Regions from separate parts of the Mus musculus genome. Here region 1 is linked to region 2. Evidence: chromatin loops called from intact Hi-C (ENCODE). Cell type or tissue: gastrocnemius. All regions are shown on one strand. Each heading gives the region's core, and the rest is flanking DNA. Links, peaks and the distances in the headings are about the cores only.

The links. Hi-C counts contacts between places; a loop is a spot of excess contacts. Peaks named below come from ENCODE experiments on the same cell type or tissue, not always from the same donor. Only the 100,000 strongest peaks of a DNase experiment are listed, where the experiment ranks them.
Region 1: a loop joins it to region 2, with 2.2 times the contacts of the local background. A loop is called at or near these places in 6 of 42 quality-filtered maps.

What each region holds. Positions count from the first base shown.
Region 1 is chr14:78,977,192-78,988,574 of GRCm38, forward strand. It overlaps Vwa8 (von Willebrand factor A domain containing 8), which reads left to right. Exons shown (of 45, transcript NM_027906.1): 13 at 5,045-5,205; 14 at 6,998-7,111. Among named protein-coding and RNA genes, the nearest start is that of Vwa8, 130 kb to the left of the region's middle. In gastrocnemius, for the core only: no CTCF peak of the experiment used is centred there; DNase peaks (open chromatin) are centred at 5,133 and 7,287; H3K27ac peaks cover 52 bases.
Region 2 is chr14:78,670,543-78,681,925 of GRCm38, forward strand. The region is part of intron 2 of Dgkh (diacylglycerol kinase, eta); the gene reads right to left. Among named protein-coding and RNA genes, the nearest start is that of Gm30716, 25 kb to the left of the region's middle. In gastrocnemius, for the core only: a CTCF peak has its summit at 6,093; DNase peaks (open chromatin) are centred at 4,277, 6,134 and 7,879; H3K27ac peaks cover 1,072 bases.

The DNA of each region.
Region 1 (11,383 bases), core at 2,450-7,449, 310 kb after region 2:
GTTAGAAATGGACAGTACGTTGTGCTGACCCCTCTCTCATCTCTAAGTGAATATTAACAGACGTCAGTGAGATGGGCATTGTAAACAGTGTGTGAGGTAACTTAATATTAAAGAGCTTTTAGATGAAGACCTATGGACTGTTTTAATATTATACAGAGTTGCGATTCAGGATTTGCTGGGTCGAGAATGAAGATTTATTTTTTTTTCCTGACAGAATAAACAGTAATAAAACCCCAACAAAGCAACTTCCCGGGACGCTGAACTTGTATGCCAGAGGATATTCCTCGTCTCATTTTGAGGGGACAAAAACAAGATTAGAGCTGAATTGGGCCGTGTGTTGCCAGTTTTCAGTGTGGGCCTGGAATTTCCAAAGTCAGCATCCATTCATTTCTTTTGCCTCCGTGATGTCAGGCTGCTTCCTTCCCACTACCACCTCTCTGAATCCAGTAGGAGTGTGTTTTTATTGTTGTTATTCATTTGTTGTTGAAACTGTCCATCTTCAAGACAAAAATCTCACAGCCCAGGCAGTGCTGAGGTCATGCGTGCAGGCTTCCTATGTGGAGGCAAGCACCCCACCTCCCAGCAGGTAGGTTTCCAGCCAGGCAGTAAGGGCACCAAATAGGACACACATGTACCCATGTATTTCCCCACCTTGTTTTTGGTACTTAGTTGCATATTTTGTTTGTCCTTGTAACTCAGGTTCACGCTAACTTCATTCCTTATAAAAGATTGTATTGCCTAGGAGACGTAGCAGGACTATAAATATGATGTTAATAAAAACAGGGAGGTTAGGCCTACTCAGTCTGACTCTTCAGGGAGATGGAGCCTAAGCGTATGTGCTTCTTGAGAATTTCCCCAGCTCTTTCTGAAACATGGCCTGCGTTTTATCACTGTGCCAAGGCAGGTGTTTATTTTATATCTCTGGGTCAGTATGTGATATGACTCTGTAGTGAATATTTTATCTGGAATAGTTAATGTTGAGAGTTTTAAGTTAACTTGTTCTAGTATTTTATACTATTTTATGAATATTTGTATTTTATATGTGTATATACTCATGTTTGATATTTTAAATAATTTTAATATGAAAATGATCTACTGATATACTTTAATATCTAACTTTTCTTACATAGGAACAACTTAGCACTCAGTAGCACAGCCCTGAGGGGAGTGTCCCCTCCCATACCATGCACCATCTCACTGATGATATGGCTAAGTTTAGTCTTGGATGATGTTAGCTGTCACTGACAGTATGAAGTGATACTGCTCACACAGCTTGTATAAAACCTTAAATTTATAGTTGAATTGAGAAGCACTGCTACCCCCTCAGAGCTCAGGGAATCCTTTGGAAGATGAGGCAGAAAGCATATAAGCCGTAGAAAGGATGGAGGACACCAAGAGCATAAGGCCCTCTGAATCAACCGAGCGAGGCTCATTAACTCACAGAGACTAAAGCCACAGCACAGGGATGGCAAAGCCTGCACCAGGTCCCTGAGTGCATACTATAGTATAGCTTTCAGATTAGTGTTTTTATGGGGCTGCTGAGCGTGTGTACACGTCTCTGAGTCTTGTGCTGTACTTAGGGCTCTTTCCCTTCTATTGGGTTGCCTTGCCCAAACTTGATATGATGATTTTTGTCTTATCTTACTACATTTTATTTTGTCAAAAAGAAAAAGGGGGAGGGGAGGCACTATTAATGTGTGGCCTACTTACTTTTTTGTTTTGTTTTTTGTTTTTCGAGATGGGGTTCCTCTGTGTAGCCTTGGCTGTCCTGGAATTCACTTTGTAGACCAGGCTGGCCTCGAACTCAGAAATCCACCTGCCTCTGCCTCCCAAGTGCTGGGATTAAAGGTGTGCGCCACCATGCCCGGCACTTACTTTTATATTACAATTACAGAACCATGACCAAGGCAACTTATAAAAGAATTAATTAAGGGCTTCTGTCTTAGTCAGGGTTTCTATCCCTGCACAAACATCATGACCAAGAAGCAAGTTGCAGAGGAAAGGGTTTATTCAGCTTATACTTCCATACTGCTGTTCATCACCAAGGAAGTCAGGACTGGAACTCAAGCAGGTCAGAAAGCAGGAGCTGATGCAGAGGCCATGGAGGGATGTTCTTTACTGGCTTGCTTCCCCTGGTTTGCTCAGCCTGCTCTCTTATAGAACCAAGACTACCAGCCCAGAGATGGTCCCACCCACAAGGGGACTTCCCCCTTGATCATAATTGAGAAAATACCTTACAGTTGTATCTCATGGAGGCATTTCCTCAACTGAAGCTCCTTTCTCTGTGATAACTCCAGCTGTGTCAAGTTGACACAAAACTAGCCAGGACAGCTTCCTTATAGTGTCGAGGGTGATTACATGGCCAGCATGGCAGGGAGAATAACTGTAAGCATGGTGCTGGAGCAGTAGCTGAGAGCTTACATCTGATCCACAAACGAGGCATGGGATCGGGGTGGGCCATGTAGGGAGAAGGAACACAGGCCAGGATTGGTTTAGGCTTTTGAAACCTCCATACTCACTCTCAGCAACATACCAACTCCAACATGGCCACATCTCCTAATCCTTCCAAAACAGTACTGCCAGTGAGAAAACAAGCATTCAGGTGTATGAGCCTATGAGGGCCATTCTTGATTTAACCACCACAAAGAGTAAGGCTAAATGTTGACACCGTATCTAAAACAGCATTTTAAGGTTATAGAGCTTGGCTGAATTTGAATGTTATGTTTAAGAATGTCTTCATGATGATGGAGAGATGGCTCAGTGGTTAAGAGCACTTGTCAATATTGTAGAGGACCCAATACCCACATAATTGAATATGATTCCAGTTCCAGGGAATATAATGTCTTCTTCTGACCTATGGAGGCACCGAGTATGCATGTGCTACATATACATACATACAGACAAAACACATGTATGTATATTATGAACACATCAAATACAGAAATCCAGAAAAATTTCCTCATAATTTAATATAATCATACTTTTGTTTATTAAGTCATTACCTTTTAATGGTAGTTGTATTTATCTTTTTTTATTTGATTATCACATGTAATAGTGCATTTAACTATCACATATTCATGTATGTTTATAATTCATTGGTTCACATTGGCCTTGTTAGCCTGAGTTGTCCCCTTCTGACCAATGCTGATTGATCTCATCATACTAACAACTTCCCTTCCACTCTCTTCTCTCTTATTTGGGGGTGAGGAACATGACCCAAATGAATGTCACGTGGTTTTGTACAGGAATATGGACGTGTTATTAGTGGCTACGCCACAGAAGAAATGCTTCTGCTCTGTCAGCTAGTATCCCTGTCTTTAGGGAGGGATGGAACCCCGAGTCTCCCTCCCCCATAACGAGATGTTGATGGGCTTCTAGTGTATAGATTTTTGTAGACAATCACAGCAGTGCCTTGTGTGGTCTTTAGCATTCCACACCTCTTTCCTCCCAGTGCCCTTAACAGTTTTTGTACTCCTCCTCCTGCAGTATTCCCTGCTCCATAAAGGAGCTCTGCTTAGGACTGAGCACTCAATATTCACTTAATCTCAATGCTTCCCCCAGTTGTGAGTCTGCAGCCGCCATTGACCACTGTGAAAAGGAAGCTTCTGTGACCAAGGCTCCCAGATTCCCTGCTCTGGGCGTAAGCACACTTACCTAGGAGGCAGTGTGAGGATATATCACATCCATTAAACCAAATAACAGGAAGAGTTTCTCTACTAGGGCCTATGGCCTTCCCCAGGTTTCTGTACCAGGTGTGAATTACCTTCTTTGTAACAGGCCCCAAATCCAAAACTGAAAAAAGAAAAACAGACAAAAAGCAGTCGGCTGCCTCTATGACAGACTGTGGCCAGGGCTGCACCAGTGTCACATCTTGCCTGTAGTCAGTAGTGTGGCATCCAGGACCTACAGGGATAAAGCTCCAGCCCAGATCTTGCTTGATTTCTCTGTGTCCTGTGACCAGGTCAGGAAGCATTGAAATCAGTACTGTTTTGATAGGTTTCCCTATCATTGAAAGAAATAAGTCTCACATCTTACTCTGGGTTTTAGTGAGATTGTTGTTGTTATAAATATTGGTTTCCTGCTTAAAACTAGGAGTGTTTACAGCAGAACTTACAAAGGAATATAACATTTTGAATAAAGGTGAGGGTAAAGGTCGCATTTGTGTTTGATACAGCAGCACAGAGTGCATCTGAAACTGCTGAGACAGCCTTCCCAACACGAACACACATGAGGAAGCCCTGCTCCTGTCAGGGCACCACATCGTTTTACTGTAGCTTTACACGGTACAATGATTGCTGGCTGGCTTGACTTGCCTGCACTGTTTCAGGGCTGGTGTGTGATGTGTGGGCCCTTAATTTACTCTTTAAGTGTTGGGCTATTGTTTCTCAGTCCCTGCTCTCCTTCATGGTTAGCCTCTGTAAGTCCAAGGAGTCAAGGCATAGGCCCTAGGAAGGCTTTTCAAAAGGAAACACACATGGTGGATAAAGTAGTCATCTCTGAGCCAGGCATGGTGGCGCACGCCTTTAATCCCAGCACTTGGGAGGCAGAGGCAGAGGCAGGCGGATTTCTGAGTTCGAGGCCAGCCTGGTCTACAGAGTGAGTTCCAGGACAGTCAGGGCTACACAGAGAAACCTGTCTCAAAAAAAAAAAAAAAAAAAAAACGTAGTCATCTCTGAATGTCCAGCTTCTCAGTGTGAAAGAGAACACCCACACTATGGTCTCTAGGATGCAGTGATGGAACCTGATTCCATTCAGTGTGGCAGTAATTACTGTTGTCATCCTTTTGAAAGAGAAAGGGAGTACTAAATAATAAGAGAAAGATGGCAAACTCTCATTCTTACATCGAGCAAATATGTAATAAGGGGGAAATACCTAAAGCTTTCTGGTGATATTTCTCTTTGGATTTGAGAAAACTTTTTGTTTGTTATTTGAAATATGCTGTACAAAGACAAATGTGTGCAAACACATGTCCACAAGGCTAAAGAAGCATTGCATAGGTCTTCAACATTAACTCTGCATATTCTTTGCTGGTGCCTGCTTTTAGGATATGACTGCGCGGGACCTGCTACAGCAGCGGTACACGCTCCCCAACGGCGACACCGCCTGGCGCTCCTCACCCCTTGTGAGTGCTGCCCGGGAAGGCAAACTGGTCCTGTTGGATGGTATCCACCGCGTCAACGCTGGCACACTGGCTGTATTGCAAAGGTTTGCATCATAGACAGTCTTTATGCCAACCTAAACACTGAGATTTCAGGTCCTGAGGAATTTACAGTTCTATATTATTAAGCTGAATACAATATTATTAATATTTGGTTATAAACACATGCCTATCAGACCCCAAACCTCACCTCTGTGGCAGAATTTGCTGTGTAAGAGCTAAAGGATGAAAGTGTGCCAGCCGTGGCTCCAAGAGGCTTATGGACATAGATCAATATGTGCAACAAACCACACAGCTGGAGCGTCTGCAATTTTATCTTAACGATACGTCTAGACATCATCCCAGACAACATTGGAGCTGAGCTTATTGTAATATTTTTTTATTATTTAATTTTTTGAGAGAAAATAAAATTTAATATAAAATGTGTATTTATTTGCTTATTTCACTCAGCACAGATATGACCATTTCTGTAGCCTTCATTTTCTTATTTTGAGTGAGAAACAGTTTAATGTGGGAAGATTCTCTGTCTAATTTCTGTGGAAAGTCTTCCCCGCCTGTGTCATCTCTGAGGTTACTGATGCTTTTCATCCCTTTCCTACGGCATGACTTTTTAATCTGACTTACTGGGAAGTGTCAAATAAATGAAAGAAGCCACTTCTTCACCCAGCTAACCACAGTTTTTATCGCTGACAAGATGCAGGCACTGAGTGGAATGAAAGACTCCAAATGTGTTTGTTGTATTAATCTTGATTCGGTCTGTGTGGGTTTAAAAATAGTAATCACAAAGTTTTGGTGATTTACCACATTTCTTAGACTCATAATTTAATATTCTCTGCCAAACAGATAAATGTGGATACAAAAATAAGAAAAGGCTCAGCCCTCTCTTGTTGGCTGTCTCTCAGATGCCTGGCCAAGGACAAAAGAGCAGCAACAGCAGCAAGGAGCCTGTGCTGTGCTAAACCAGAGGCTCCAGTGTCAGCCTCAGGCCGCTTGCAGGATGGATGCTGACAAATGGAGCTATAAAATACAGTGCCTGGCCTCCATCCCTACCAGGGCTTCAAATGATACAGGCTGGAGTTTTTTACGTGGGCATTTTAAAATGCTGCCTAGGAATCCTAACTTAGGAAAACTGAGCAAGATGATGTTAAGCATGTATTTTAAATTACTTGTTCAATTTTCATACCAACTATATGAGATTGGCATTGTTGTCTTAATTTTTTTGCCTTAATTTTAGAGTAAAATTTAGAGAGATGGAATGGTTCTCCCTTCTCTGATTGTTCAGCACATTGGACTTGAACCCAGGCCTTCCAGACTGCACTGCCTGTGCTCATAGCTTCTAGATGAGTCTTTGCCCTCTGACCTTTGCAGACCTAGCAGTAGAGTCTTACACAGTATGGGAAGCTAGTTGCTTTGGGGCTGCCATGTGGAGGAGCAATGGAGTTATTTCTGAGGCTTTTGATATCTTAAGTCCTGCAATTTCAACAGTGAAATATTATAGTGATACTTTCCCTTTCAAAGCTGCATTGGATTCAGGAGTGTGTGTGGCTTACACGTGAAAACATGCCCCATGGGTGAGCTGAGGCATTGTCTCCCACCTCCTCCTCCCCTTCTTCATGTCTCTTCTCCCTCATACCCATCGCTGGCATTTGGGACTGCTCCTCTGCAGAGTCCAGCATGTCTGCCCAGGATAGTGCGTAATAGCACTGACGAAGTTACTGTTGTGAACACGCACCTAAGACAGTTGTTAGGCTTGTCCTCCAGCATGACATGCAGACTGAGTGATGCTGCCTCTCCTTACATCATTGATTAACTTGTTTCCCCCAACCCCTTCCCCATCAGACTGATCCATGACCGGGAGCTCAGCCTGTATGATGGATCTCGGCTGCTGAGGGAGGACAGGTACCTGAGCTTGAAGGAGAAGCTACAACTGACCGATGAGCAGCTACAGAACAGGTCATTTGAAGGACGTTATTATCAGTTTGTTTTTTAACTTTTATTTATTGTATATGTATGTGCATGGATGTGTATGTACACATACTACAGTTCACATACAGGAGCCAGAGAACAACTTGAGGGAATCTCCTGTCTTCTTCCTCCACTTGGGTCTTGGGGAGCCAACTCCTCCTGAGGCTTGGCAGCAAGCCAACCCTTGACTACACTATTCTTAGCGTTAACTTACTGCTAAGCTGAAAGTAGCAGTCTTTATTTTTAGCTAAGCTAGAGTCAAACCAAACAATAACTGAATGGCTTAGTTTGGTGTCCTGTGGATGAGATAGCCTGACACTTCTAAAACCTGAGGTTTAATCTAGGCCCTACTGACTTCTTAGCCTGTACTTTTAAATAACTGTCTCAACTGTATTAAGAAGGTAAGCCAGCTTTACTAGGAAGTCATGGGCATAACTGTGGATGTCCCTGAGGCATTGCTGGCCTCCTGCCCCCAGCTTCCTTACAGCTCTTTCACTAGGTATAACAGTCAAATGCTATGGGTGAGATTCGATTTTCCTGTAGCAGGAAACAACATGAAAACATTTACAAAACACAAATAGAAAAGATTAGACCTGGGAAAATGGCTCAGAAGTTAAAGCACTGTCTACACAGGCTTGATTTAAGTCTGGATCCCCAAAGCCCATATAAAAGCCAGGTACTATGTATACAGGAACTGTAACCCTGGCATATAAAAAGCCAGGTACTATGTATATAGGAACTGTAACCCCGGCATATAAAAAGCCAGGTACTATGTATATAGGAGCTGTAACCCCGGCATATAAAAAGCCAGGTACTATGTATATAGGAGCTGTAACCCCGGCATATAAAAAGCCAGGTACTATGTATATAGGAGCTGTAACCCCGGCATATAAAAAGCCAGGTACTATTTATATAGGAGCTGTAACCCCGGCATATAAAAAGCCAGGTACTATTTATATAGGAGCTGTAACCCCGGCATATAAAAAGCCAGGTACTATGTATATAGGAGCTGTAACCCCGGCATATAAAAAGCCAGGTACTATGTATATAGGAGCTGTAACCCCGGCATATAAAAAGCCAGGTACTATGTATATAGGAGCTGTAACCCCGGCATATAAAAGCCAGGTACTATGTATATAGGAGCTGTAACCCCGGCATATAAAAAGCCAGGTACTATTTATATAGGAGCTGTAACCCCGGCATATAAAAAGCCAGGTACTATTTATATAGGAGCTGTAACCCCGGCATATAAAAAGCCAGGTACTATGTATATAGGAGCTGTAACCCCGGCATATAAAAAGCCAGGTACTATGTATATAGGAGCTGTAACCCCGGCATATAAAAAGCCAGGTACTATGTATATAGGAGCTGTAACCCCGGCATATAAAAAGCCAGGTACTATGTATATAGGAACTGTAACCCCGGCATATAAAAAGCCAGGTACTATGTATATAGGAACTGTAACCCCGGCATATAAAAAGCCAGGTACTATGTATATAGGAGCTGTAACCCCGGCATATAAAAAGCCAGATACTATGTATATAGGAGCTGTAACCCCGGCATATAAAAAGCCAGGTACTATTTATATAGGAGCTGTAACCCCGGCATATAAAAAGCCAGGTACTATGTATATAGGAGCTGTAACCCCGGCATATAAAAGCCAGGTACTATGTATATAGGAGCTGTAACCCCGGCATATAAAAGCCAGGTACTATGTATATAGGAGCTGTAACCCCGGCATATAAAAAGCCAAGTACTATGTATATAGGAGCTGTAACCCCGGCATATAAAAGCCAGGTACTATGTATATAGGAGCTGTAACCCCGGCATATAAAAAGCCAGGTACTATGTATATAGGAACTGTAACCCCGGCATATAAAAAGCCAGGTACTATGTATATAGGAGCTGTAACCCCGGCATATAAAAAGCCAGGTACTATGTATATAGGAGCTGTAACCCCGGCATATAAAAAGCCAGGTACTATGTATATAGGAACTGTAACCCCGGCATATAAAAGCCAGGTACTATGTATATAGGAGCTGTAACCCCGGCATATAAAAGCCAGGTACTATGTATATAGGAACTGTAACCCCGGCATATAAAAAGCCAGGTACTATGTATATAGGAGCTGTAACCCCGGCATATAAAAAGCCAGGTACTATGTATATAGGAACTGTAACCCGGCATGAGGCAGAAGTTTAACCAAGGCAGGCAGATCTTTGAAACTAATTGGCTGACTAGCTTATCCCTGTAGATGAAGTTTCAGGTTCAGTTACAGACCCTGTCTTAAATATAAGGGTAGAAACCAGGGTTCAGATGTATCAGGGACGCAGCTGTAGATAGACCAGTCTGAGCTGAAGGCCAACCTTGTTATTCATAGTGAGGTCAGAGGCAGTCAGGCCTACAGCAAGACCATGTGTCAAAAAATACAACAAAAAAAATGGGGCAATCAGCTGAGGAAAGTTGGCTACCTCTGCTCTCATAAATGCACCTGTACTAACAAGAACCCACACACAGTACACAGCATAGGCACACACATGCACCTGTGCTAATAAGTACACACATGGTACACAACACAGGCACACACATGCACCTGTACTAACAAGTACACCCACACACACACACACAGTACACAGCAGAGACACCACCCTCCCATACACCCCCAAATGAAAAATGATTAAATATGTACAGTGTGTATATTCCCTCCTATTGGATTCATTAATTCTGTTAATATCATAATGGTGGTATGATTGTGAAAGGAGGCCTTGTGTTTGCATGAGCTGCTTTTTGAGGTAGAAGGGATAGATAGGCTTGTGACTGTGTCAGTAAAATAAGCCAAATTAATGGCCCAGGAATTGCCACTGTGAGCAATGTGAGTATAAGCTGATAAAGTCTTAACACTGGGGAAACCCGAATGAAGGGTGTGAACATCTGTGTATAGGTCTTTGCATTTGAAGAAAACTATTTTTCAACTGCATGTCACTCTTCTCTGATGTCGCCCACATGCCGGTACCTTCTGGTGGGCCTTCACATATTGGAGATTGGTACTCTGTGGGAAAGGGACGGGGTTACAATGATGACAAGTTCTTCCTCGTGTACACTGACCTGGAGCAGCCAAAGCTTTACCTTTCCCAAACCAGTGAAGTGTACTGACCATTGAGTGCACAGGAAAGGAAATGTCAACTTCTTGCTACCTGGCTTATTCAAGAAGGACGGTGGATTTCAGAACTGCTTTGTGAGGTGTGCCTGTCAATCCGCTGGAGCTCGGAAGGGCTCGATTTGACACTTAGTGTGTCCCTCTGCATGCACTCAGGGCTTGTACATTGTGTGCATGGGAATCATGCCCAGGGACAAATACAGACTTTGAGAAAGATGAATCAAAGCGACTGAGCAATAGCTCCCGAGCTTGCCTGGCAGCTTCCCCTAGGATGTTGGGAGCTCTGTATTTCTGCCAAATAGCCAGGAAATGACAGCCCTTTTTGGTGGGGGTGGAGTGAGGGTGGTTGGGAGGGGGAGTGGGTACCTATGTTCTCTCTAACAGTCATACAAAGTTTTGCAAATAAAAACACTCCCAGGAACAGAGCGGCCTTCAGCGTCAGGTGGTGGGTTTGGCTTGTGGTGGCCGTTTTGCACACTCGGCTTCTCTCCATCCCCCAGCATCCTGCAGAGACAGCGCAGGGAGGCAACATCAATACTTACTTTTCCTCACACCATTAAAAAAAGTCCAGTATTTCCTAAGCCGGCTAGAACTCTCAAAGCATTTTATGGAAATACCATTCCTCTGTCCTAAGTTCTGTGAACTCCTCTCATGTCCGTCTTTCCATTCTGAGAAGTTTTCTCTCCTAATGCCTAGCAGGTTCTTCTGACGTTTGCCTCCCGTCACCGAGCACCATGCTTCTTAGGCGTTTCTTGATGTGCCAGTGTGGAGAATTGCCCCTCCATCCGGCACACGAATTGAGGGCGCCAGCCTTTGTCCTCTCTGCTCAGTGCATGTACTTTTTCTCCACCCCCTTATTCTTTTGCCATTATTATATTGGTTGGGAGTGGAGTCTTCAGCTGCGTTACTCAGTACACTAAGATAGATAGATGTCTCCCTTGCACCGGTCCTGTCTTCCCTAAGGCTGGTAATTACCTGCACGTGACAGGTGGCACTGTCAGTAAGCACAGCGAGTGGGAGCCTGTGATGTGAGGACGCTGAGGGGAAGTGACCTCTTCTGTGCACACATCACCTTCTCCCCCCAGTCCCTTCTCTCCTCAGGC
Region 2 (11,383 bases), core at 3,758-8,757:
TAATATCAACAACCACCACCACTAGCACATGGAGGTGCTGCTGAGTCCTAAGTGTGTTTCCTTGGTCTCTGCATCCTGAGCACACACTGCTGTCCTGACAGCGCAGAACCCTTTCTTGGGTCTTCGACAATCATTCCCTCTCCATCCACTTTCCTTCCTCTTCGTAAGTATTATCCAAAATAAAGTAAAAACCTTGACACTGCCCCATGTTGCAAGCCAATGCTCCCTTCTATCCCAGCAAGCCTAGGAAAGGCAGATGCTCCGCTGTCCTGTCTGTCACCTGTCACCTCACAGCACAAGTGTGCTGTGACTGCTCGCTGTCCTCTCCACTTTAAGGGAATACTCTTCATTGGCCATTTCCAATTATAGCCTGTGTGCAAATCTAAGTGAACTCCCTCCACGACAGCTCCAATCATCTCCTCTAAATATCTATGCATGCACAACTCCCAAAATAAGTTCCTGGCTTTACTCATAATTTTCACTGTCTGCACACCACCACCTGGCACTGCTGGCCCACCTTAGACTCAACAAGCACTTTTTATCCCATGTACTGTAGGTCTCAGGCTAGCAGAAAGCGCAGGCTTCAGAAGGTCTCAACTCTAATTCCAAGCTTCCTGTAACTAGGCAGGTACCTTCTGTGGACAATCCTCCTGCAGCCATTTTGCTCTTCTGCCCGGGGACCTCGCTTGTCAGCAACACCATCATCTCCCTAAGCACACAAGTCCTGGAACTTGCAAACAACCTTTCATCTTCCTTGCCCTCTGTGCCTTAAAATGCCATCAAAATGTCGCCTGCCAAAAGATGCCGCAATGTGTGTAGCTTCATTGTTTCTGGTCTAGTGAGGAAACTCCCCTGTGACCAGAAGCCAGGGAAGGGTCTCCTGAGGACACCAGAGCGCAAGCTCGCCACACACCACCGACACTAACCCTCAAACAGGCCACGCTCCCTCTCCGGTTGGACCCACATGTCTGGAATGAGTCTACTCTTAATTTTTTATTGAAATTTCATTTGGAATTGATACATAAAAAAGTATACCTTTTATAAGGTGTTTCAATACATGTACACATGTGTAAAGTTTAAGTCGGACTAAGCCACCTAGCACCACAAACACCTTCACAGTGAGAACGTATGCTCTCCCTCCAGCTCGGCAAGCTAGGAAGCACGCAGTCCTTCTCCGTGTCACCTGACTACGCAATGGCGTGCCAGGATTTCTGACTCTCCTCTAACTGTTTAACCACTTGATCAACCCTCCTCCCACCCCGTGTCCCCTCTGAGACACCCCAGGCTCTGGTAGCCATTGTTCTTCTGAGATCGACCCTTAGATCCGCACACCGCGCAGTCCTGCAGCATTTGCTCTCCGTGCCCAGCTGATTTTGCATAAATAAGACACCGATCCATCTGTGGGCTACAAACGGCAGGGCTGTTTGTGGCTGACTGTATTCCACTGTATCCTTCCTTGTACCACTCGACTTGTAATAAACTGGGGGGCGGGGGGGCGCAATTGGGGGAGGGAGCTCAAACACAATTTTACTAAAGGTTGGCAATAACCAAGGATCGGCAAGAAAGCATGTGGTCATCATGACAACCAAAATACCTAGTCCTCCGTGCCTATAAGCCCAAAGAGGGATGCTAATGGCTTTTTGTCTCAGGCTGTCCAGGAGAGGTAGACCAGATGTTCCCCTAGAAGCAAGAAGTGTCAGAAGCACAGGGCCACCACATTCAAGGTCTACATGCAAATCCTAGAAAAAAAAAAAAAAACTTCTCTTGCTCCCCCACTCCCCACTGTGCTGGTATAAACAGGAATGGCCCCCAGAGACTCATCTATTCGAATGCATGGTCCAGAGGGAGTGTCATTATTAAGAGCCTTGTTGAAGGTGATGTGGCCTTGTTAGAGGAAATGTGGCAATGTGGGGGCGGGTTTTGAGGTCTCCTGTGCTCAAGCTATGCCCAGTATGGCACACAGTCCCTTCTGCTGCAGATCAAGATATAGGATTCTTAGCTCCCTCTCCAGCACCATGTCTGCATGCATGCTGCCATGCTTCTCTCAGTGATGATCATGAACTAAACCTCTGAAACTGTAAGCCAGCCCCCAATTAAATGTTTTCTTCATAAGACTTGCTGTGGTCATGGTGTCTCTTCAGAGCAATAGAAACCCTAGCTAAGATACTATCTATAGCCTGTCCTCATAGCCTGTCCTTAAGTGAACAGGTCTCACTTAAACATTACCACCACACAAAAGCCACCACTGTTCTCAAAGGACCCATGAACGTAAATACAAAAAAATCCACACACTTCTTTACCAAGATACGCCTTGCTTTCTGATCAACACGTCTGACTTACTTTCTGAGACCCAGCACTGTTGCTTCCCTCCAGGTCAGCTTCCAGTCCCACTCAGGGCACTACTGCTGCTAGCCATACAAAGCATACCATCTTTCTATGGTGCCATCTCTCCTTAACTACCTTCCACGGACCAGGGTGCCCTTCCCCACGGCTCCTCCCTCCTTGTTGCCTCACTTAAAACCGTGGTTTCCGTGCCTACTCCTCTAAATGTCACCCAGGCAGAGCTCACCCATCTTCAGTTTCAAGCTCTGTGGCTCCATTCATGGCAAACACTAGACTCTTACAGGTCACTAGCACACTAAGGACTTAAATTCTCATTTATGTCCCCCTCTTTCTCTTCCCCCACCCTCCCTCCCTCCTGTGCAAAGTCAGGAAATCCCTCTGTACATTCCCCTTGGAAGGCAGAGTAAATAAAGATTACTTCAATTGGATGCCCTAGGAGTTAGGCACATCCAGGAGACCTGGCCGCAGTTCCTAGCACGCACATCAGTGGCTTACAACTACCTGTATCTCCAGTTCCAGAAGATCTGATGACCTGGCACACACATGATACATACACTGGCAGGCAAGCATTCATGCATACATATGAATTCAAAGTAAGTAATTTAAAAACAACCACAACAATTTAAAAAAATCAGAAGTCCTCTAGTCTATTAAAAACATTTTAGCGCCGGGAGTAGTGGCGCACACCTTTAATCCCAGCACTCGGGAGGCAGAGGCAGGCGGATTTCTGAGTTCAAGGCCATCCTGGTCTACAGAGTGAGTTCCAGAACAGCCAGGGCTACACAGAGAAACCCTGTCTCAAAAAACAAAAACAAAAACAAAACATTTTAGCTTTCAAGAGAGGGAAAAATTTAGACTTAAAACTTGAGACTTACTTCGCCTCACCCCCACCTGCCACCCACTCCACACACAGGAGGCCTCTTCTCTTGGCCCTTCTGCTAAGAATCCTGCTCCCTGCACTTCATTAGCCAATTAAATTAGGGCCTTTTGTAGTTTTGGTAGTCGCCTGCTATTAACTCCTAGGGTTCCAGTGGGTTCTCCTAACCGTCACTGAGAATGCTGCATAGCGCCCAACCTCTGCCTCTGATGGGCTCAGCTCCATCATACTGGGAAGGTTTCACTGGCCTTGGCATAAAAGACTCGCCAGCAGGCCCTCTCCTGGCCCGTGGAAATCAGACTGGTGTGATTAAGAAAGCCCAGCTGTGTCCCCTGCAGACTTCTTTCTGGCATGCATGCATGCATGCAGGCAGGCAGGCAGGCAGGCAGGAGTCACTACAGCAAGCATTTACAGGATCCAGTGTCTCTGAAGCCTCCAGAGACTATGGATCAAGTCAAGAGAGCCAATGACTCTTATTAACTTTCCATGTAACTTGAGGTAAGCCAGGCTCATTCCTTCCCAGCTGGACCTCAAGACACATCTTGGGCATCTTCAAGATGTGGAGCTGGGCCCTTACCTAGCATTAGGTGCCATCCCAGATACCGGATGGGAGAGCGGGAAATGGTATCATGTTAGGGGCTGCAAAGCTCTTCTAGGCCATGTGGGTGTTGCTATCACATACTGTTTGTTCTGTCTGCGGCATTTGGGGACCTCAGACCGAACTTCGGCAGAACGAAACCCATTTCAATAGCATCCCATTACAGTCCTTTTCTCAGCATCCGGCGTGTCTCCCTCTCCTACAGATTCCTCTTCCAAAGTCTAGAATAGGTTGCATTTTTCCACTGCCACATTTTTAACCTTGCCTTTAAGAATGGTCTTTTCCTTCCCTGCCCTCCGCCACCCCCACTGCTCTTCATTCTTTCCCGCTCCTCTTCTTTCACTTGGCTGTGATCTTTCCTCTTCCACCTTTTTCCTGTCACTGTTAGGCTCTGACTCACAGTCCATACCACTGCTCTTCAGGCACCAAGCCAATCTTTCTGAAGCTCTCGTCCAGAAAGCTGTGTCAAGCCCCACCCACCAGGTCTCTCTGTAGAATGGAGATGATCCTTAGCCAGGAGTGTCCACCGGGGATGGTGGGTGGTGACACCGAATCTGAATTTTCTGCCTTACTCAATTAAACAGACACGCTTGGCCAGCGATGGGAAAGCTCTCCACTCATCAAATGACCCGGCAGGTTTCGGTCCACCTTCATTCGGAATTGTTCTTGTAAGAAACTGTCTCTTCTGTTTTGGCTTTTGGTTTTCTGAGAGAGTGTTTTACCCATCTCAGGCTGGCCTGGAAGTCACTATGTGGCTCAAGCTAGCCTCAAACTGTAGCAATTTTCCTGTCTCCGCCTTCTGAGTGCTTCAATTCAAAGTGGGAAGCCACCACATCCAACTCTGAGAAACTTTCCCTAACTGTACATTCTACAGGACTGTAGATCAAGAATGTGAAGAGTTTAAATTAATGAGCTGAAGAGGCTAGTCTTGGCTTGGGGACAGTATGCATATATGAAGAGTATAACTGATCAGTGAACAATATGTACGTCGGGGACAGGACAGGATGGGACCACACAGCATGAATACACAAGAGGGAAGGGCAGGGACCAATGGAGGCGAAGGTCTGAGGCCATGATGAGTTACAGGGAGATCGGAAAGGTTAGGGGCAAAATCAAAGGGGTCAGAAAGAAAGCAAGGAAAACAGTTACAAGGAAATAAAGGTTTGCTTTGGCCCAAAGCTCTGTGATGGACAGCTCACAGCTAATGGCTGGGCCTACTTTCCCACACAACAGAGTTAGGTAGGGGTCTTCATGTTTGGGTGATTTCTACATTCAGTCACAAACAGTTGGTTGGCACATAGTTGACCCCACCTCCCCCAAAAATAAATACTTGCTTAATAAACAAAACATCAAGCTTTACCCTTGCTAACTAGGGCTGATTAACAAACAGCGAAGCTGCTCTCAGCCTTAGCACTTACATATCAACTACTAAACCACACTCAGCCACTCTCCGCTGTTTCAGGTCATCAACCAAGTCCACTGGCCCATCCTTTAGGCTGCCCTAGAATCCTGGCCGATACACCATACCCCGGACATAAGAGGGTCCAAATAAAAGTATGGAGATGCTAGAAACGTATGAGCAGACTGGAAACATTACACGGGGGTCACTAAGAAGCCTTCATAAAGGAAAAAGAGACACAGTGGGGTCGAGCTAGAAATGGCTAAGAAAGAGCCAGGGACCTCCTGGTTACTTACAAGTCTATGTAATGGTTCCATACAAAGCTATGGTTACTTATAAATTCTATGAACTGAAAGGGGGTGGGGGAATGAAAAGATGAAGAGCTCAGCCTTGAATAGGTGACAAAGGCAACCCACAGGCAGAGACAACAGCCATCCCGGCCCACCACGGCTTCATGCTTTCATCGCTTTTACAAAGGCAAGGTTCTGATGAAATACTACACGTAAATCGGGAAGGGAAGAGTGCCATGCTAAAACATATAGGCAAGGAAGACTGGAAAGGCCTCAGTACCCTAAAAACTGTCTTAAAACACAGCTCCACTGTAACCACACATCAGCAAACAAAGCTTAACTACTCACGATTATGAGTTTACGATATTAAACTAATAGTATGTTTTTAATTTTTCCAAAATCCATATTTAAAACTACTGGTTTTACACAGGTTTCTTAGCTCTCGACACGCTCTCATTCCTTCAAAGTTCCAGTAGAGAGGTTTCTGGGAAAGGCAGAAGATTATGAGGTTCAACAAAATCAGAGATCAAAGTTGAACCACTTACAAGTGGTGAAGCAGATACAAGAATGAGGACTGACTTAGTGCAGCCACACAGTGGCAGTGTGGACAGCTGAAAGCCAGCCCACTAGAACAGACGATCCCCGAAGGACTCAATACCTCACAGCACCAGGTACCTCTCGTGCCGGAGCAAGGAACTAGGTGAAAGTCTGATTTAGGGGATAGGGGAGTTTTGGGATAGCATTTGAAATGTAAATGAAGAAAATATCTAATAATATATATATATACATATATGTATATGTATATATATAAAGAAAGAACGAACCTCTGTCTTCCTCCTCCCTCACCAGCACCCGCCCTCCCCACTCCTCTTTTCTTCAGCTCTGCTTTGCCCCAAATGTCTGTCTCCCACAGCAGAACAAGGCTGGGGGCTTATTCTGGAGAGAGCTGAATGGAGAGAGTCTAGAATAAAAGACTCAGAAGTAACTAGAGGCAGAGGAGTAGTGCTGTGTAAGTGTGAATAAGCCAGTACCCTGGACTTGCTATATAACAAACCTTCAAGATGACGGTAGCCAGGATTGCAATTTGCTATTGGAAAGCCCTTTGGGACCTGACAAAGCCAAGGGCGGAGATGTCAGGGGTTGTCAAGGAAAAGCCTAGTCAGGTTATAGAATGAAACACCTGCACCTCAAACAGCTTCAGAGGTCCAGCTTCAGGGGTGGTGGTTCTACAAGTAAGTGTGTGTGTGTGTGTGTGTGTGTGTGTGTGTGTGTAGGTCCAGCTTCAGGGGTGGTGGTTCTACAAGTAAGTGTGTGTGTGTGTGTGTGTGTGTGTGTGTGTGTGGTGTGTTTAGTGTGTCTGTCTGTGTTTACTTCTCTATGCGTCTGTGTGTGTGTCTGTGTTTATTTCTCTATGCGTCTGTGTGTGTGTCTGTGTGTGTAGTGTGTATGTGTCTGTGTGTTTCTGTGTGTAGCATGTGTGTCTGTGTGTGAAGTGTGTGTCTCTCTGTGTGTGTATAATGTGTGTGTGTAGTGTGTCTGTAGTGTGTGTGTCTGTGTGTATGTCTCTGTGTGTGTAGTGTGTGTATAGTGTGTAGTGTCTGTGTGTGTGTGTGGGTGTGTGTCTGTGGGTTCCATATCCATTGAGTCAACTGACCACAAGTTGAAAATACTCTGGGGGGGAAAAAAAGCATTTTTAACTGAACTTAAAATGGCCACTCTTTTGTCACTGTTCCCTAAACAGCCACTACTCACATACCATTCATTAACACCCCGTGATAGATATGAGTAATGAAGAGATGGTCAAAAGCTCATAAAAGGGAGTGCCTGGGTTAACATTCTATAACATTCACATTTTATAACATACATTTGATCTTCTGCAGACCACTTTTTTTTTCCTTTGCATCCTTTAGGGAGCATTAAAACCAAGCCCACATAGATGCTGAAGTATGATAACCATCGCAGGAAGCCCTGTGTGCACACACACAAATGTTTGTATATTTACCCAAAGGGAAGTGAAAATACAATAGAAAGGTTGCAAAATAAAGTCAAGAACTCTCCTAGGAAGCACAATGAAAAGGGAAACATGCTAGAAAATGGGGAGTTGGGGAGAGACTGGGAAGGAACACGCAATGACAAATCCAGGAGGGCCAACGTCCAAACAATGGTAATACCACACAGAATAAGGAGAACAAACAGAAGGAAGAAATAACTCAAGATGATTTCCCAGAACTGAGCCCTGAATGGGGAGAAGCCCACACAGTGGATGAAAATAAACCCACACTGTGAATTCTGCTGTGAAGTTACAGATCCCTGAGGAGCAGAGAAGATCCTGAACGCTTCCAGAGAGGAGGATGGGGGAGGCGCTCCGTGGCTTCACACAGCCAGCCTGCACTGGCTTTCTCCGTGCTGGGAGCTAGACAGCAGCAGAGAGTGGCTTCAGGGTTGCTACAGTGCTCTGAGCAGAGGCAGCTTCCCACTGAGCAGGGTTTTGTTTGTTTGTTTTCCTTGTCTAACAGCATGCTTTCCACTTCCTGCTTTCTTCTCCTTCTTTACTGGCATGCATCCTGACGACAAGTTCTTTCAAGCTTAAACCCATTTGAGAGAAAAGTCAGTGTAAGAGGAAATGTTATCTTCAAACATGGAAGCCCACAGTACACGGCTCCCTCTTACCAGAGGCTCAAGCCATTGAGCCTCAGTAGGTTTGGCATTCTTCCTTTCCCAGATAATTCCTTCAACTCCATCTCCAATAGGCTCCCACCTTAAAAATCCTATTAGGAACATCCTCTCCCAGGAAGACAGCAAGCTTGTCCAGTGTGTAAATCCCACAGAGCCTTGAAGGCTATGCAGTACATTGTATCTCTATAACCGAGAAGAGAAAGAGCTGGCAGGACCGGAGAGACCGAGCAGTTCACTTCATCAATAAGATACATATTAGTTACTTTCTAATGCTGTGATCAAACACCTGATAAGAAACAGCATAGGCTGGGAAATGGTTTTTTTTAGCTCACAGATTAAGCAATACATCCATCCTAGCAAGGAAGGCGGGTGTGGAAGCTTGACATACTGGCCACACAGCCCGGACAGTCAGGAAGCAGAAAGGAGACAGGAAGTAGAGCCAGGCTATGAGTCCTCAAGGCCCACCACAGAGACCTACTTCCTCCAGAGTAGCCCCACCTCCTCAGGTTCCACCACCTTCCCCTCCAATGACACCAGGTGAAAACCCAGTAACCAAATGTGAGAACCTGAGGGGAACGTTCCATATTCAAACCACAGCAGGATCTGAAGAGACTCTGACTTCTGAAAAAAAGGTTTACTTGTGATCTCAAAGTGCCAAGTTTACGCAAATAGAAACTTAACTACTCACAAAACCAGAAAATCCTATTATGAAAAAAGCAAAACACAGAAATAAACGTAATTTCAAAATAACGATGACATTTGCAGGTGTGTTTCTTTTCTTCTGGCTTTAGGCATAGATTTATCTCACTCAGAAAGATATCATACTGGAATATCGCCAAATGAAGAAATGGCCTGACAATCACCAAAATGTCAAGTCACAACCTTAATTAAGCTGTGTCAATTATGAAAATTGTAAGCTAGTGGTTTTATAGATGTAGAAATGTAAAATATATATATAGATTCACACCAACACATAGCAATAGTAACACTTTTAATTCACACACACACACACACACACACACACACACACACACATGCTCAAAAAAGAATTGTTTTTTTCTCCAAGGGAAAGAAACAGAAAGTTGAGGAATATAAAAAAAATGACTAATTATCAGTGTCTAACTTAAGTTAAAAGTGGATGAATGTCACTAAGAACACAACCACTATGTCCATTACTGACTCTCCTTCCAACAAGGATTCCCAGTTAAGTGAACAACTGTGCCATTTCTGAAGCCCTGTTATTCACTGGCAACAAGAACAAACTGTGAAGTCCCTCTCAGGCTCTGAGGTCCGTGGTCCCCCACCCTCCCTCCTTCACCGAGTTTCCTGACAAATTTCAAGTCTGCTTCTAGCCAGGGAAACTAAAGACATCATAGTTCCTATTTGCAGGGAAACTAATGACATCATAGTTCCTATTTGCTTTCCAAGGACTTAGCATAGATTTTCTTTAAATGAATGTTAGCTCTGTTCCAGAAGTATCCTGCAAGATATGGAGTCAGGGATCTGTCCACCTCCTTGTTTACCGGAGACTGTGTAAAATAACCACACCCTAGGCTCCTCTCTTCAAAGATACTTGACAGTATGAAATTTTAACTCTTTTCAGAATAAGCTGTAAAATGTACAGAACTATACACTCGGCTCTTAATACCCGCCAACTGGGAGTTCTCCGTTCATTATCACATCTGTACATTTAAGACTAAAAAGTGAATACATGTATACATACATACATACATACATATGTTTGTATTATATACACACAAACCTATGTGAAGCAAGACTACACGGGTAATAGGACCAACATCTTTGAACTTTCTCATATTGTATACAAACCTATGCTAACACTCAGTATTTCCTCCCAAGCCCACATGAAAACGTACACCTTAAGGAAAAATCTGACAATCTGGAGTCAAAGTGTACATCTGAAAGCCACTTCAAGTCCACAAACGTATGCAATGTAGAACTGTTTGCCAGCTGTTCCCAGGCACTAGGCTAAAGAGTTATTTTCCTTTTATTTGGTGTGTGTGTGTGTGTGTGTGTGTGTGTGTGTGTGTGTGTGTGTGTGTGTGTAAAACACATGCATGCAGGTGTCTTGGAGGCCTGATGAGGGTGCCAAATCTCCTGAAACTGGAGTTACAGGTGGGCTTCCTTTCCAACCTCACTGAGCACTGTATTAGAGCCTTCACGAGTCTTCCGTGAGCTTCTTTTTAATTGTTGTAAAACACAGGTAACAGAAAATTTGCCACCTTGACCAATTTTAAGTAAAAAGCTGAAAAGCATTAGGCTATTGTACAACCTGTCTCCAAGATTTTTCATTTCGCTAATCTGCAGCTTGCCAGCCATTGGACAGCTCTTCCTTTCCCCTCCCCTAACCCTAGCTGCCACTTCCTGACCCTACAAACGTGAGTGACCACTCCAGGTAGCTCACTTAGGTGTTTATCTGTTTCCAGACCTGTTTCACTTAGCATAACACCCTCCTCTGTGTGAGTCAGTTTCCTTGATTTAAGATGACCAAGTATCATTTCTTCCTTTGTCAACACTGGGGCTTCTTCTACCTTTCAGCCATTATGAACTCTACTATACAAACGTCACTTCGAGACTCTGAATTCAACTGTTCTGAATACTGACCCAGAAGCAGCACAGCTGGGTGATAATTTTGGAGGACCCAGCAGAGTTGCTGAGCCTACTTCACAGTCCAACATCTGTGCACCAACTCCAATGCTCTCACATCCCTTTCACCTTATTTGCATCCATTACAACACCCCCCCTTTTTTCTTTTCTCGTTATAAGAAGCAGCTAAATGCATATAAGAGCATGATTCATTTTGCTTGGTTATGCAGCCCTTGTTGTCTTGGAAGATGCTGTGTAGATAGACCATGGTAGCCTCAAAGTCCTATAAATCCTTCACCTCTCTAGTACTGGGATTAAAGGTATGAGCAACCACACTCAGTCCATTATGGTTGTAATTTGAAGTTCCCCTTCGTGTGTGTCATGACAACTGATGTTTATCTTTTGCAGCATTATCTACTTTTCTGTACATGTTGTGTGTATTTGTACACACATTTGTGGGTGTGCCCAAGCACAAAGGGCAAGGGTAGGTAGGAATCTGGCACTTTCTTCAGTCACTCTCCACCTTATCTTGGGAGACAGGATTGTTCACTGGGCCTAGAGATGGATGCTTTCAATAGACTGTCTGGCTAGCA